5 separate regions of the Homo sapiens genome follow, and regions 2, 3, 4 and 5 are each linked to region 1. The links are chromatin contacts, found by Hi-C or POLR2A ChIA-PET in ENCODE. All regions are on one chromosome and are shown on one strand. The core of a region is the stretch at or near the end of the contact, and the rest is flanking DNA. Distances in the headings are between cores, read along the strand shown. Region 1 holds the start of LIAS (lipoic acid synthetase). Region 2 overlaps RHOH (ras homolog family member H). Region 3 holds the start of TLR6 (toll like receptor 6). Region 4 has its middle 23 kb from the start of TLR10. Region 5 has its middle 16 kb from the start of TLR1.

Evidence for each region. Hi-C counts contacts between places; a loop is a spot of excess contacts on that map. ChIA-PET counts read pairs that join two places held with the same protein, here RNA polymerase II (POLR2A). Pooled maps may share reads with other maps.
Region 2: a loop to region 1 is called in a pooled map, with 3 times the contacts of the local background. The contact joins the enhancer-like site here to the promoter of LIAS in region 1. A Hi-C loop is called at or near these places in 4 of 50 pooled maps. POLR2A ChIA-PET finds 5 or more read pairs at or near these places in 4 of 52 experiments (GM12878, K562, activated CD8-positive, alpha-beta memory T cell and 1 more).
Region 3: a loop to region 1 is called in a pooled map, with 4 times the contacts of the local background. The contact joins the promoter of TLR6 here to the promoter of LIAS in region 1. A Hi-C loop is called at or near these places in 7 of 50 pooled maps. POLR2A ChIA-PET finds 5 or more read pairs at or near these places in 3 of 52 experiments (BJ, MCF 10A and PC-9).
Region 4: a map of OCI-LY7 shows a loop between it and region 1 (3-fold over the local background). The contact joins the enhancer-like site here to the promoter of LIAS in region 1. A Hi-C loop is called at or near these places in 5 of 168 maps with a recorded cell type or tissue (HCT116, IMR-90, OCI-LY7 and 2 more), 20 of 37 single-sample maps with no recorded cell type and 17 of 50 pooled maps. POLR2A ChIA-PET finds 5 or more read pairs at or near these places in 1 of 52 experiments (HEK293).
Region 5: a loop to region 1 is called in a pooled map, with 2.7 times the contacts of the local background. The contact joins the enhancer-like site here to the promoter of LIAS in region 1. A Hi-C loop is called at or near these places in 2 of 50 pooled maps. POLR2A ChIA-PET finds 5 or more read pairs at or near these places in 3 of 52 experiments (GM12878, OCI-LY7 and T-cell).

The regions. Positions count from the first base shown.
Region 1 is chr4:39,457,795-39,460,494 of GRCh38, forward strand. LIAS (lipoic acid synthetase) reads left to right here and starts at 1,262. Exons shown (of 11, transcript NM_006859.4): 1 at 1,262-1,368. The coding sequence starts at 1,324. RPL9 (ribosomal protein L9) reads right to left here and starts at 1,128. Exons shown (of 8, transcript NM_000661.5): 1 at 1,097-1,128; 2 at 600-646; 3 at 400-515. The coding sequence starts at 645. RefSeq lists enhancers at 129-879, 1,075-1,369, 1,740-1,789 and a silencer at 1,310-1,359.
Region 2 is chr4:40,226,143-40,228,885 of GRCh38, forward strand. The region is part of intron 1 of RHOH (ras homolog family member H); the gene reads left to right. Among named protein-coding and RNA genes, the nearest start is that of RHOH, 30 kb to the left of the region's middle. RefSeq lists an enhancer at 1,387-1,436. Within about 2 kb of position 1,294, at least 5 of the 41 ENCODE cell types and tissues checked have a DNase peak (open chromatin) inside an H3K27ac peak, as active enhancers do; they include GM12878, where a contact is called at or near this core.
Region 3 is chr4:38,855,514-38,858,213 of GRCh38, forward strand. TLR6 (toll like receptor 6) reads right to left here and starts at 1,304. Exons shown (of 2, transcript NM_006068.5): 1 at 1,248-1,304. RefSeq lists an enhancer at 1,753-2,700.
Region 4 is chr4:38,758,266-38,760,965 of GRCh38, forward strand. It overlaps the pseudogene RNA5SP158. Among named protein-coding and RNA genes, the nearest start is that of TLR10, 23 kb to the right of the region's middle. Within about 2 kb of position 1,451, at least 9 of the 41 ENCODE cell types and tissues checked have a DNase peak (open chromatin) inside an H3K27ac peak, as active enhancers do; they include OCI-LY7, where a contact is called at or near this core.
Region 5 is chr4:38,819,179-38,821,878 of GRCh38, forward strand. No RefSeq gene overlaps it. Among named protein-coding and RNA genes, the nearest start is that of TLR1, 16 kb to the left of the region's middle. RefSeq lists an enhancer at 435-554. Within about 2 kb of position 1,258, at least 4 of the 41 ENCODE cell types and tissues checked have a DNase peak (open chromatin) inside an H3K27ac peak, as active enhancers do; they include GM12878, where a contact is called at or near this core.

The DNA of each region.
Region 1 (2,700 bases), core at 12-2,511:
TTTTCAACTGGAAAAATCCAACCACCTATAAAACCTCCCAACAGTTAAGCTTTGTAGAAGTTGCAACAAACTTCCCTTCTGGAAAATTAAATCATCAGGTTTAAATGACCTACTGCCGGTTCCTGTGATTTTTACAAAGCAATCACTAGGAAAATAAACCAAACTTCTAACACCATTAAGACGTGTCACTGATGACCACTATTACATTTGAGCTTTATATAATTGGCTGTGTTCAGAATCTGGTTTTTCAATTTCACTGAACAGGCTGGTATTCTGGACAGCAACATTTAAAGCTGAAGCACTGAACCTTAATTCGAAAATTGTTAAAGCAACCAAATGTGATGCTGTTATAAACCACCTTCCAACGAGCAACTGAATTATCAGAAGAAAAACCCTCACCCTCTTTTTTTTCTTTCCAAGAAGGCTGAGTTCTACATTGATGTGATTGAAGTCCCTCCGCAGGGTTCCTCTGGGGCCCTTCACGATAACTGTGCGTCCCTTCAGAGTAATGTCGACTAGAAGAGAGAACACACTCGTCAGGCCACACAACGCTTGGAACGTGCAGTAAAGATGTAAGTAAAAGACATCAAGTCTCATACCATTTTCTGGAATGTCGACAGTCTGATTGCTGAGAATAGTCTTCATTCTGAAACACAAACACTGGGGGTGAGGCCGACGCAAGGCCCGTTTTTCCACCAAACTACGCCGCACAGAGCTCCACTCCTACTGGAGACTGCCAGGCGGAAGTTCCAGACAAGATGTCGGAGGACGGGAGACCGACAGCGGGCCCCAGTGTGTCCCAGCCTGGAAGGAGCAGCCCCAAAGCGAGAATTACGAGGCCCAGCAGTCGAACTCCCACTCAGCCCAACCCTGGAAGTCCTATGCGGGCGGTGCCATCCCGGCAAGACTGAGGGGCGGGAATAGGCCAAAAAGCCCACAACAGGATTCGCATCTGGCGCCGCCAGGCTCATATGGCGCTTGCCGAGCTGGGGGACAAACAGGACAAGGTTCCGAGAGTGGGAGCCGCGCCGCAGCCTTTCCCAGAGCAGATGGTTTCAGATTCCCAGTACCCCCACGAGCACAGAAACATCCTTACCTCGCAGTAGACGCAGCAAAGAAAGAACGTCTGTCGTCATTACGTACTTGTATCGCGTAAGGGGCCTGCGTATTGCGTCATGAGTGCGCGACGCACGTAAGGCTAAAGCAGCCAATCGTGGAGCAGCTTGGCTGCTTGTCATAAATGGAGCGACGTAATTTCGACCTGTCCTTTCCCGGGAGTTAGCGATCCCTCAACCCCTGCACTGCGCTAGTCCTAAAGAGGAAATGTCTCTACGCTGCGGGGATGCAGCCCGCACCCTGGGGCCCCGGGTGAGCGGCGGGGCGAACGGGTTTGGGCGTGGGGTGGGGGGATCCTATCCCTTCAGAGCGCCCATGCCCAATAATAAAGGCCAGTGCATTTACTGAACATTTACTACTAGCCAACGGCAGTTTTAAACGTTTTTCGTGTAATCTCATGTAATTATCCCGCCAGCCCCATGATATAGAGTCTCTGGCATCAGTTTGTTTGCAAGTCTCTCTGGGCCAGCACCGAGGACTTATTTTCTGCTTAGAGTGGTTTGTACCCTATATTTATGGAGCACTGCAGTGAGCACCCCACATAGCTATTCTGTCTTGGACTCTTACTGTGTGTGAGACACCACTCTAGCCGCAGAGAACACAAACCTGTCCGCTAGGCTTCAGCGGCAGACATTGAGAAGTGCAGTAGCAATCGTGCAACACCCTAACAGGCACTCTTTGAGTTGTCGAAGGTTCTTTTGAGATACATGTGCAGACTCGTGGATTTTGTAGTGTTTTGGCTATCTCATACACGTTTGTGTTCAGATGTAAAAGCCGAATACCATGATTTCTTATGTTCTTGACTGCCACGTTCAAACACAGAAACAATGTAACCTAGAAAGTAAAAACGTTCATCCTGGCCAACATGGTGAAACCCCGCCTCTATTAAAAATACAAAAATTAGCTGAGCGTGGTGGCGTGCGCCTGTAGTCCCAGCTACTCGCCAGGCTGAGGCAGGAGAATCGCTTGAACCCGCGAGGCGGAGGTTGCAGTGAGCCGAGATCGCGCAACTGCACTCCAACCTGGGCGACAGAGCGAGACTCCATCTCAAAAAAAAAAAAAGAAAAAGAAAGTAAAAACGTTAGGCTTGGTTTTAACCTTCCAGTTGTCTGAAACTAATTGGGCATTATTAACCTACGTTTCAACAATTATTCAAAGCTCGAGAGATTTATTGCACACTTCACTTTAAACGCCCCTGATTCAAGTCAGGACCAGAACAGTTTTAAACTGTGGCACCTTCTTCAGTTATTGCAGTTCAATCTTGTTGAAAGACAAACATCTAGTTCCTGGTAGGTGGAGTACATGAAAGTGTGATATATGTTAGTTCCAGAGATTTTCGGGCCGGGTGCGGTGGCTTACGCCTGTAATCCCAGCACTTTGGGAGGCCGAGGCAGGTGGATCACCTGAGGTCAGGAGATCGAGACCATCCTGGCTAACATGGTGAAACCCTGTCTCTACTAAAAATACAAAAAAATTAGCCGGGCGTGGTGGCGGGCGCCTGTAGTCCCAGCTACTCAGGAGGCTGAGGCAGGAGAATGGCGTGAACCCGGGAGGCGGAGCTTGCGGTGAGCCAAGATTGCGCCA
Region 2 (2,743 bases), core at 44-2,543, 770 kb after region 1:
GCAAACGATGCATGATTAATTCACATTTTGCAGTTGTAGTTATGTGACTTGCCCAAGGTTATACTGCTGCTCAGCAAGGGAGATGAAAATCTAACCGTGACTGTCTGGGTGCGGTGGCTCATGCCTGTAGTCCCAGCACTTTGGGAGGCTGAGGCGGGCGGATCACCTGAGGTCGGGAGTTCAAGACTAGCCTGACCAACATGGAGAAACCCCATCTCTACTAAAAATACAAAATTAGCTGGGTGTGGTGGCGCATGCCTGTTATTCCAGCTACTTGGGAGGCTGAGGCAGGAGAATCGCATGAACCCAGGAGGTGGAGTTTGTGGTGAGCCGAGATCACGCCATTGCACTCCAGCCTGGGTAACAAGAGTGAAACTCCATCTCAAAAAAAAAAAAAAAAAAAGAAAAAGAAAAAAATATCTAACCGTGACTGTCAACTCCACAACATGGGCCCTTTGCAAACAATTGCATATCGGCAGCCTTACACACTGAAACTAAAACTAAATCACCTCACTCCTTCCAGTGCTCTGGGCTGCATATCCAGAACAAATTATTAAATGCCTTGACTTCTTTTATAGCTTAAGCAATCTGCAAGTTAAGGGGTTATCCTACTTCTAGAGAATGCTGGAAAGCTTAATGATTTCTCCTAAAAAGAGATGATCCATCTCGAAGGAAGTGGATGAGAAAGGGAACAGGTGTTTAAAAAGTATTTTTATATTAAAACTGGGAGCTGTGGCTGGGTGTGGTGGCTCACGCCTGTAATCTCAGCACTTTGGGAGGCCAAGGCAGGTGGATCACTTGAGGTCAGGAGTTCGAGACCAGCCTGGCCAACATGGCGAAATCCCGTTTCTACTAAAAATACAAAAATTATCCGGGTGTGGTGGTGCATGCCTGTAATTCCAGCTACTCGGGAGGCTGAGACACGAGAATCACTTGAACCTGAGAGGTGGAGGTTGCAGTGAGCCGATCTCGCCACTGCACTCCAGCCTGGGTGACAGTGAGACTCTGAAAACAAGCAAACAAAAAACAAAAACAAAAACAAACAAAAAACATTGACAGCTACCTTTTGAGTAAAAAGCCATCAGTACACAATAAAATCTTTCTGTGGGAAAAAGGCAAAGAAATAAAGGTTGCTACTGTGTGAATAATTTGGCATGTCTATCTAGCTATATGAGCATTGTGCTTAAAATATTAAGGAAATTAAGTATGGGCTATACAATGTAGGCATAATGTGTATCTGAAAAAATCCTGTGTAGATGGAAAGTGTGCTGACTCAGCTGGTTCAGTTTCTGGGCCTCGTGTGGGCCCCCAGCAGCTTAACCACTTCTCTCAAGTCCTTGGTTTCCTCATGGGAGAAATGAGTATGTTGAATTAGATGACCTTTCAGGCATCTCATCATGCTGAGTTTTTTTTCCGCAGCAGGGAACATGCTACTTTACATTCTGTTTAGGGTTTGCTCAGTGAAGGGGGAGTACCAGGAATCTGGGGAATTCCCAGAATACCTGGGCACTATATATATATATATATTTGCAACACATTTAATCATAAAAGATTAATATCCTTAATCTCTAAAAGGATTTTAAAAGTCATTAAGAAACAATGACCGTCTTGCTGGAAAAGTAGGTAAAACTGATGACTTACAAAAGAAAAAATATATGTTGTCAAGAAACAGATGAGAAAATTTTAATCTTCACCAGTTGTAAATGAAATGCAAATGAAAACAAGTCAAACTTGCAAATATTATACCCAGTGAGAGTTGATAGAGAGATGCAGTGATAGGCCCATACATGGAATATAAATTGGTTCAATTTTTTATCTCTTCTGTTCCAGCAGTTGCTCTCATATCTATTTATCCTAAAGAAATAATCATATATTTATATTAAAAATATTCACTCAATGTTGCTATAGTGAAAATAAGGAATTATTAAACTATCCAACAGTAGGCAATTGGTTAAATAAATGATGCTATATTTACATAATGAAATTTTATGCAGCCATTTTCTATGTCAAGAATCTTGACATAGAATGTTAAATTAAGACCTAAATGTTAAATTAAGAAAAACAAGATGCCAAACTGCATATAAAGTATGGTATTCTTAGTTTTGGAAAAAAATGATGCACTGAATAAAAAACCCCAGAAAAATGTATGCTAATATTTTACAGCTTTTGGTTCTAGGTGGTAACTGATTTTTATCTTCTTTGGATCAGTGTTTTCGAAATGTTCTATAATGTGTATGTACTACTTTTATAATCAGAAAATAGGATATATAGAAATGGTCTGGAAAAAATGAGGAGAGAAGTTACAATAGGGAGGTCATCTTCAATCTGTTTGGACCAGCAAGTAAAAGCAGGAAATGCTGTCCACCACCAATGGCTTAAATATGTGTGTTGGATGGTGGTGGTGGTTGGTGGTTCTGGGGTTGGGGATGGGGGGAACCTTGAGATGTGATGGTTTTCTTAGTCAGAGATGGTGCTTTACAGCTGGGAAGTATCTTGAACTTGGTGGAGGTCTATCCAGACATCAGGCAGATTTCATATTTTCACAGACAAAGGCTACGTTTACGTCTAAGGGGAAAACACAAAATACTAAGATAGAAACCTCCAAAGCCCCCTCACCTTTTCAGACAACAAGAACCCCCAGGGCAGAGGGTCTTCCTCACTCTCAGAGTTACTTTGACTTCTCATCTGGTTTCGTGTGGGTAATGCATTTTCACTCTTGAGTTTCTTTTCTTTTTAAGGTATT
Region 3 (2,700 bases), core at 54-2,553, 600 kb before region 1:
TGTTTTATTTGGAATATTAAAATATAAAGATGGAGAACTTTCAGATAATAGTAGATAACTGGCATTCACAGATGAGGACCTACCCTACAGGTCCCCGGCAACCAGACCCACGGTGTCTGGGTTCATGGGACTGAAAATCAGTCACCAGGTGGAAAAGCTGGTCAGCTGTCCTTATGGTATCCTGCCACAAAAACGCAATATTCCTCCAGAGGCGTTCATACCCTGAGGCAGTTCCTAGGGAATACACTAAATGAACAAGATAGTAACTTTTCTATTTATTGGGAAAAAAGGAGGGAAAAATGGGAAGATGAGAGTGGAAGATTAGAGAGTTCACAGTTTTTTAAAGAAAGTAAAAATAAACAGGTAAATGCTCTTGATTTTTTAAATGCATCAAATAAAAAGGGTGAGGAAATAGATGAAATAAGCTACATTTCAGAAAAAAAGGGTAGACAAGACCTATGAAAATTAAAACTACAAGGAAGAAGAGAGCAGAAAAAAAATTAAGTGAAATAAGTGGAGGAAAGATCACATAATCAAGTTAACAAATAGGCAAGAAAAACATTGTTTCATTTGTCAAACTGAAGGTGGAAGGACCTGGAGGAAGGCAATTGCTACACTGTGCCAGATTCAAGCTTGTGAAGGGGCTTGGTCCCGGCCACTTCCTCCATTTAATAAATGTTTATTCAGAGTCTATTTTTCTGCCAGTGCCATGCTACGCACTAGGCACCAGGGATATAAATATGAATAGGACTGACATAATTCCTGCTTTCAAAAAGCTTATGAATTAGGGACAGACACAGACCAGCAAACTGTTACAGTGACAAACGACAAGGGAGATCAAACACACGTCTGCTGTAAAAACATATAATAAATAGGTGCCATATCAGTGGTATATAAAAATTACTGTTAAATGTTACTGAAAACAATAAACTAGAGAAAGACGAAAAGAGAAAATTCGCTGGGCCAAATCAGAAGAAATAAATAACATTAGTTTTGTTCCTTAATTATCACCACAAGCGCTAGTTGTTTTCTATCTTTTCAAGACAGCTGTAAAGACGCTGCTCTTCATCCTGCTCGTGAAATTCAAAGGACATTTGCAACATCTACAAAAAAAACCACTTCAAATCATTTTGCAAAAATTTCAAGGAAACATTACCTATTTCCTATATAATGAATGGTTAGCAAACTTGCTTACTTGAAGCACCTGTGCCATAATGTGAAAAAGCCACAGAAGTCTTTCTACTTACCAAGATCTCTTTTTCAGAAGAAGAGAAAATAACTTGTAAATGAACGGAAATACAATTGAAAATGCTTGACAAACACAAGTTCTTAAAGTTGAGTAAAGCGGTACCTTAGAAACAGATTGGTGCCATCTGTTGGCCCACACTGGAATTACTCCTACGTATATTTTTACCTTTCAAAGGTCCGGAGGTGAGTTAGCAGTTTTTTCTGGGCTACAGACAAAACCAGTAATCCAATTTTCTAATTCGTGTGAGGAAGCAACTTACAAACAATTCAATGTGAAGAAAAATATTTTTCTAAGGTAATATTTCTCTGTAAGAGTTTGCAGCCTGGTTATTACATTTGTCACCTGAGTGGAAAGTTATTTTAAACAGCCTGTTTTCTATTATCACCATATTTAACATTTCAAGAATAATTGCAGTTTCCCTTATCAAGCAATTTTGAGCATTATTTTAGCTGGATGAGATAGTTTAAAATAAAATAAGTATAGTTCCACAATTTGGGTTTTTTTTTAAAAATCAACTTCTAAGGAAAGTTTACTGGTTGATACATATTTATGACTACATATTTAGCCATATGTACGAGCAATCATACCCACATTCTGATCAACATTTGGTGTTATTAAATGGTTTAGATTTTAATTTAGGAATAATAAATAACACTGAAATCCTGCAAGACTAATTTAAAAATCAATTTTCTAAAGACCATTTAGAAGAATTTCAGAATGACATCAACAAAGGCTGATTACCAGAAGTCTCTGGTTAAACAGAGACTTCTGGTGGACAGTAAACCCTTTTCCCCAGACTTCTTGCTTAACTGAGTTCTGCAAAGGACAGAAGGCATGAGTGAAACAATCATTCTATAATTTATCTCACTGTCTGGCACAATCTCATCTTTATTAAAAAAAAAACAACAACAAGTTAAGACCTTACAATTTGGCTAATGACAAAGTTGGACATCTCCGTAAGAATCACTTCTGCTTTCAGGAGGAAGAGAAAGGCTGGCTTCTTGTGATTCATCCTTACTCATCAAACATAACAGGAAGTCTCCTCAGGCCTGGGGAGGCTCAGTAAGGAGTGGATGGATCTCTGCTCCACTGGCAAAAGGAGACAGCCAGAAAGCAGCAGGTATCTGTGACCCTGGAAAACCAGATTTGTGAAACAAGCCAAGGGAAAGGGCTGGCTGTGGCTCTGAGGGAATTTCAAGTAACCGTGGACTAAAGTCTTAAGAAAACAGACAACTATCACTGCAGATCTGGGCACATTGACATGTCTCATTAGGAGATTGCATCACAACACCAATGTTCAGAAACAAGGAGACTATTCTTGTCGAGGCTGTCATAACTCAGAAACGTCTGTAAGGGGATGACAAAAACACAAAAATCAAGTAATAGCGAAGATGGCAATGACAGTTAAGCAAACAAAGAAACAGACAGTACTGGGCCGAACCTCCACTTGG
Region 4 (2,700 bases), core at 201-2,700, 700 kb before region 1:
TCTAGTAACTCTTGAAAATGAATTTGCATTGAATTAAATCTAATAACAGCCAATAACATCTATATATATTCAGGGAAGGCTAGTATAGAGATATAAATTATGTTATCTACCAAGCCTCAGACCACGATTGTGGCATAGATAGACTTAGGGCCTCTTGCAACAGCTCCAAAGCTCTCCCTCCAAGTCTTCTCTAAGGCCAGCATTCTTCTTGTCCTATGGGCAACACATAGTCTAGACAGAGGGTAAGGGACATCAACAGAGTAACAACAAGCAGGTTGGTTGGTATTCGATTTTGCTTTGGAGACGAAGATGGCTTTACCTTACAATAAGCAGTCAGGTAGAGCTGGGGGTCATTTTGAGGGGGAAAATAACCCAAACAGAACTGTGTTTTAGGAGAATTAACCTTCCTAGGGTGTATAGGTTGAAGAATGAAAAGGAGATACTGCCCATGGTCTCTTTTTCTCTCTAGTGTAGCTTTTTCAAGCTAGAAGAATAACTATAACAACTTTCTGAAGTCAGTTTCCTCATCTGCAACTTCCCCCACAATCTCCCATCCAAGACCAAGGTAGCCTGATCCCACTAATCATCAGAGACCAGATGAAATCAGGTGTGTTCAGGATTGTACGGTGTGCCATCTATAAAGCACGTGGGGTGTGTTTCTACACTGGGGGTTCCCAGCCTGTGGGCTAAGAATACCGTGGAGAGCTTTGGAGCTGTTGCAAGAGGCCCTAAGTCTATCTATGCCACAACCGTGGTCTGAGGCTTGGTAGATAACATAATTTATATCTCTATACTACTCTTCCCTGAATATATATAGATGTTATTGGCTGTTATTGGATTTAATTCAATGCAAATTCATTTTCAAGAATTACTAGATTCATAGCAATAGTTTCTTCTTAGTGTAGATTTTCCTAACCAACAAATAGTACAAACAAAATGACTGCCACACAGGAGTCTGTAAAATAGAGATCACTATTTTGATCTCACTAAATTGTTCTAAGGTTCAAATGACTAAGTACATGGAGGTGCTTAGAACAGTGCTTGGGACACAGTAAATATGCAGCAAATGCCAACCATTATCATAAAGCAATTCTCATTCCTGAAAGGTGGGGCTCACTCATCTAGATGATCTCTAAAGCCATGCTTTGTGCCTCTGAGCTTTAATGGCTTTCTACATTTTATGAAAAATCTTGTGATGGGGGCAGACATTCTTTGAGATCTGTTGCTGTTGCTGACGCAGAAAGTGCCTTAGCCTATGAGCCATTCTTCTAAGCTTGGATAGAAGGCGTCCTTGGAAGAGGGCCCATATCTCTTCAATTGACAGTGTGGCCCAGAGAGGCCGCAGTCGGAGACCTCTGGGCACTAACACAAGGGCGGTCTGTTTCCTCCAGGGAGGAATGAACTGACTTCTGTTGTGTCCCACGCAGCTCGTCCACTGCAAAGCTCAGCGAAAAATACTAAAGTGACCTCAAGGTGGCACTGCAACCCAAAATTTCACACAAGGGCACACAACCTCAGTTCATTTTGGGGGGTTTTTGTGTTTTTTTGTTAATTTTTGTTTTTTGATCATATCAATTATTTTTATTATCTTTAGAAATAGAAACACAAAACTTAAGAATTTTGTAGAGAATTTGAGTGACTTTAAGAGTGTGTCCTCAGAGTCCAGTTTAAAAAAACAATTCTTCCGACTTTAAAGTCCTGGAGTTGCAGGAAGTATCCTGTCTTCAGGTGAGGGTCTCAGAGGTGATTTATTCCTGAAGTTGGGTATTTGCAAGCTTTTCAAAGCTTTCAGAGCTATCATCATCAGAGGGCCACAAGATGGAGAAGGCACTCCTTGAAATATCCTTTATTTTAGGAAAATAATTTTTCAAAAATTTCAATAGGTTTTGGTGGAACAGATTGTGTTTGGTTACACGCATAAGTTCTTTAGCGGTCGTTTCTGAAATTTTGGTGCCCTCATAACCCAACCAGTGTACGCTGTACCCAATTTGTAGTCTATTATCCCTCACCCCCCCGCTCCCACCCTTTCCCCCGAGGTCCCAAAGTCCATTGTATCATTCTTATGCCTTTGTGGCCTCATAGCTTAGCTCCCATTTATAAGTGAGAACATGCGATGTTTGATTGTCCATTCCTGAGTCACTTCACCTAGAATAATGGTCTCCAATTCCATTCAGGTTGCTGCAAATGCCATTATTTTATTCCTTTTTAAGGCCTTCAGTTTATTTTTTTTAATGATATATGATAGTTTACATATTTATGGAGTACATGTGCTATTTTGTTATATGCATCAAATGTGTAATGATCAAGTCAGGGTATTTGGAGTCTCCATTACCCTGAGTATCATTTCTACGTGCTGGGAACATTTCATGTTCTCTCTTCTAGCTACTTTGAAATATACAATACATTGTTGTTAACTAGAGTCACCCTACTCTGCTATTGAACACCTCCCCCCGTGCAAAAAAAAAAAAAGGATTGTATTGCTCAGTTCATTTTTAAAGCCTTCTTTCTCAAACTTTACTGTGCATAAAATCCAGCCAGGATCTTGCTAAAATGCAGCTTCTGAATCAGTAGGCCTGGGATGGAGCCTGAAATTCTGCATGTCTGACGTCTCTCAGGTGATGCGAACGCTGCAGCCTGGTTTTAGCTGGAATATAGCTTTCAGCAATTCTCTGCTGTTGTTTCTAATTAGGGACAGGAGTG
Region 5 (2,700 bases), core at 8-2,507, 640 kb before region 1:
TTGTGGAATAGAGACAGCTTACCTATTCTAGACCTCTTAGCTATACTTTTTTCTATTATATGAGAAAGAAATAAACCTCAATCTTATTTAAGCCTCTGTATTTGAGGTCTCCCAGTCCTGCAGCTTAGACTGTACCTTAATCGACACAATTATAGAAAAGGATATCTGCCTTCTTACCACTCATCCTTGATCTCCACTTCAGGGAGCTAGATCTGGGAGAGGGAGGGGCAAGAAGAGTGTATCTCAGATAAACCATGCCTACCTCCAAAATATATGCCAAGGTTGAGCTACAGACCTAGCCTGTGACATGCAGAAAGAAGATGAGTTTTAGATGAAGATGGAGATTTAGAATTTTAAACTAGATTGGAGTATCAGTATCTCAAAAGGACTGCAGAAGTATTAAATCTGCTCAAGATATCACTAAGGAGTGACAAGAGGGGAATTTCAGAATCCAGTTGATGGAATGACTGAGAAAAATAAACACTACTTCACATTTGGACTAGATGATGTTGAGATTCCTCATAAACTAACCGTAATTGAAACTCTCAGAAAGTCCCTGTGGTTTTAGAAATCCCCTCAGGTCTTTTACTCCCTGTAGTTTAGTCTCATTCCTTTCTAATCAAACCAGTCCCCAGAAACCTAGACAGAAATACCTCCTCCTTTCCCCATATTTGTGGTCTCATTCTCTTTAAAACTCCCACACTCTCACCGTTTATATCCCGGGTCTCCATCCACTGTCTCTTTCCTGTGCTCTTACACCCATCCACTCTATTCTCTTTGCCTATTACTCCTTTCTTTGTACCTCTGACTTTCCAAGCAGCTTCTTTTAGAGTCTTCACTCTTTCCAGGATAACATTTCTTTTCTGCTGCCACACTCAACTGAGTCTCCAGGGCATCAGAGCTGGTCATGCCAACTCCAGAGGACTGGGTTGAATAGTGTCCTCCACCCAACCTCCAAACATTTATGTCCATTTATTTCAGATTTATTCTGAAATCTCAGAATGTGACCTCATTGAAAAAAGAGTCTTTGTAGATCTAATTAAGTTAAGGACCAAGATGTGATGGCATCAGATTAAGGAGGCTCCTAAATCCAACTAGAGTGTCCTTGTAAGAGACAGGAAAAAAAAGACAGAGACTTGGAGGAGAACACCATGTGAAGACACAGGCACAGATTATTGATTATTTAACCCAAATTTGGGATACATTTTTTTAGATTGCGCATCTGCCATGTATGTCAATAGCCTACCAATAATTTTGGTTTCTCTTCTCATCTGTTGGTTCTACTGATTACGTAATAGGGTGTTGACTGGAACTTTTCTTATGACTTGGGTCCAAAACTAAAGACAAAGAAGTATTATGTACCACATTCTATAGAAAGCTGCTAACTACTGGGGCATGTCCTCCAGGGCATTCTAAGAAGCAGCTGATGCATCTGCAAACCAAGGGACGCCAAGGTTTGCCAGCAACTACCAGAAGCTAGGAGAGAGGAAAGGGATGATTTCTCCCTGACAGCCTCTGGAAGGAACAACCCTGCCAACCTTGATTTCTGACTTCTGCCTTCCTGAACTGGGAGAAATATATTTCTGTTGTTTTAAGCCACCCAGTTTGTGGTAATTTGTTTTGGTAGCCACAGGAAACTAACACATCCAGCAACACTGCCAATTTGATGCTTTCTTCGCTCATGGTATTCTTTCACTTCCAACTTTGCACCCACTGTGCCCTCCCCTTTGAAGGGTCTTCCCAGCCACATGCCCAGGACCCTTCCCAGCCACATGCCCAGGATCCTCCTGATGAAAGATCTTTCATCAAGGCTCATCCTAGCAGCCCTCCCTGGTCACTAACCTAGGTTTCTTATCTCTTTTGCTATGGTCTGGATGTTTGTGTGCCCCTCAAAATTCCTATGGTGAAATCCTAACCCCCAAGGGGATAATACAATCAGCCCTTCATATCCATGGGTTCCACATCCATAGATTCAAACAACCATGGATTGAAAATATTCAATAAATGAATAAATAAATAATAACAATATAATAATACAAAATAATAAAAATAAAAGACCATACAGTTTAACAACTACATAACATTTACATAACATTTACATTGTATTAGGTATTGTAAGAAATCTAGAGATGATTTAAGTATATGAGAGGATGTACATAGGTTATATGTAAATAGTACACTTTTTTTTTCAGAGTCAGTGTCTTGCTCTGTTGCCCAGGCTATAGTGCAACGGCATGATCATAGCTCACTGCAGCCTGGAATTCCTGGGCTCAAACAATCCTCCCACCTCAGCCTCCTGAGTAGTTGGGACTACAGGCATGTGCCGCCAGGCATGTATTTTTTTTGAGGAGGTGGGGTCTCACTATGATGCTCAGGTTGGAAGTATGCCATTTTACATAAGGGACTTGAGCATTCACAGACTTTGGAATCTACAGGGCTCCTGGAACCAATCCCCTGTGGATACGGAGAAAGAGCTGTATTAAGAGTTGGAGATGTTGGGAGACAATTAGGTCATGAATGTGGAGCCTTCATGAATGGCATTAGTGCCCTCCCCCAGGTGAGGATACAGTGAAAAGACAAGCCATCTATGAACCAGAAAGTGGGCCCTCGCCAGGCACCAAATCTGTCAGCAGCCTGACCCTGGACATTACAGCCTCCAGAACTATAAGCCATAAATTTCCATTGTTTATAAGCTACTCA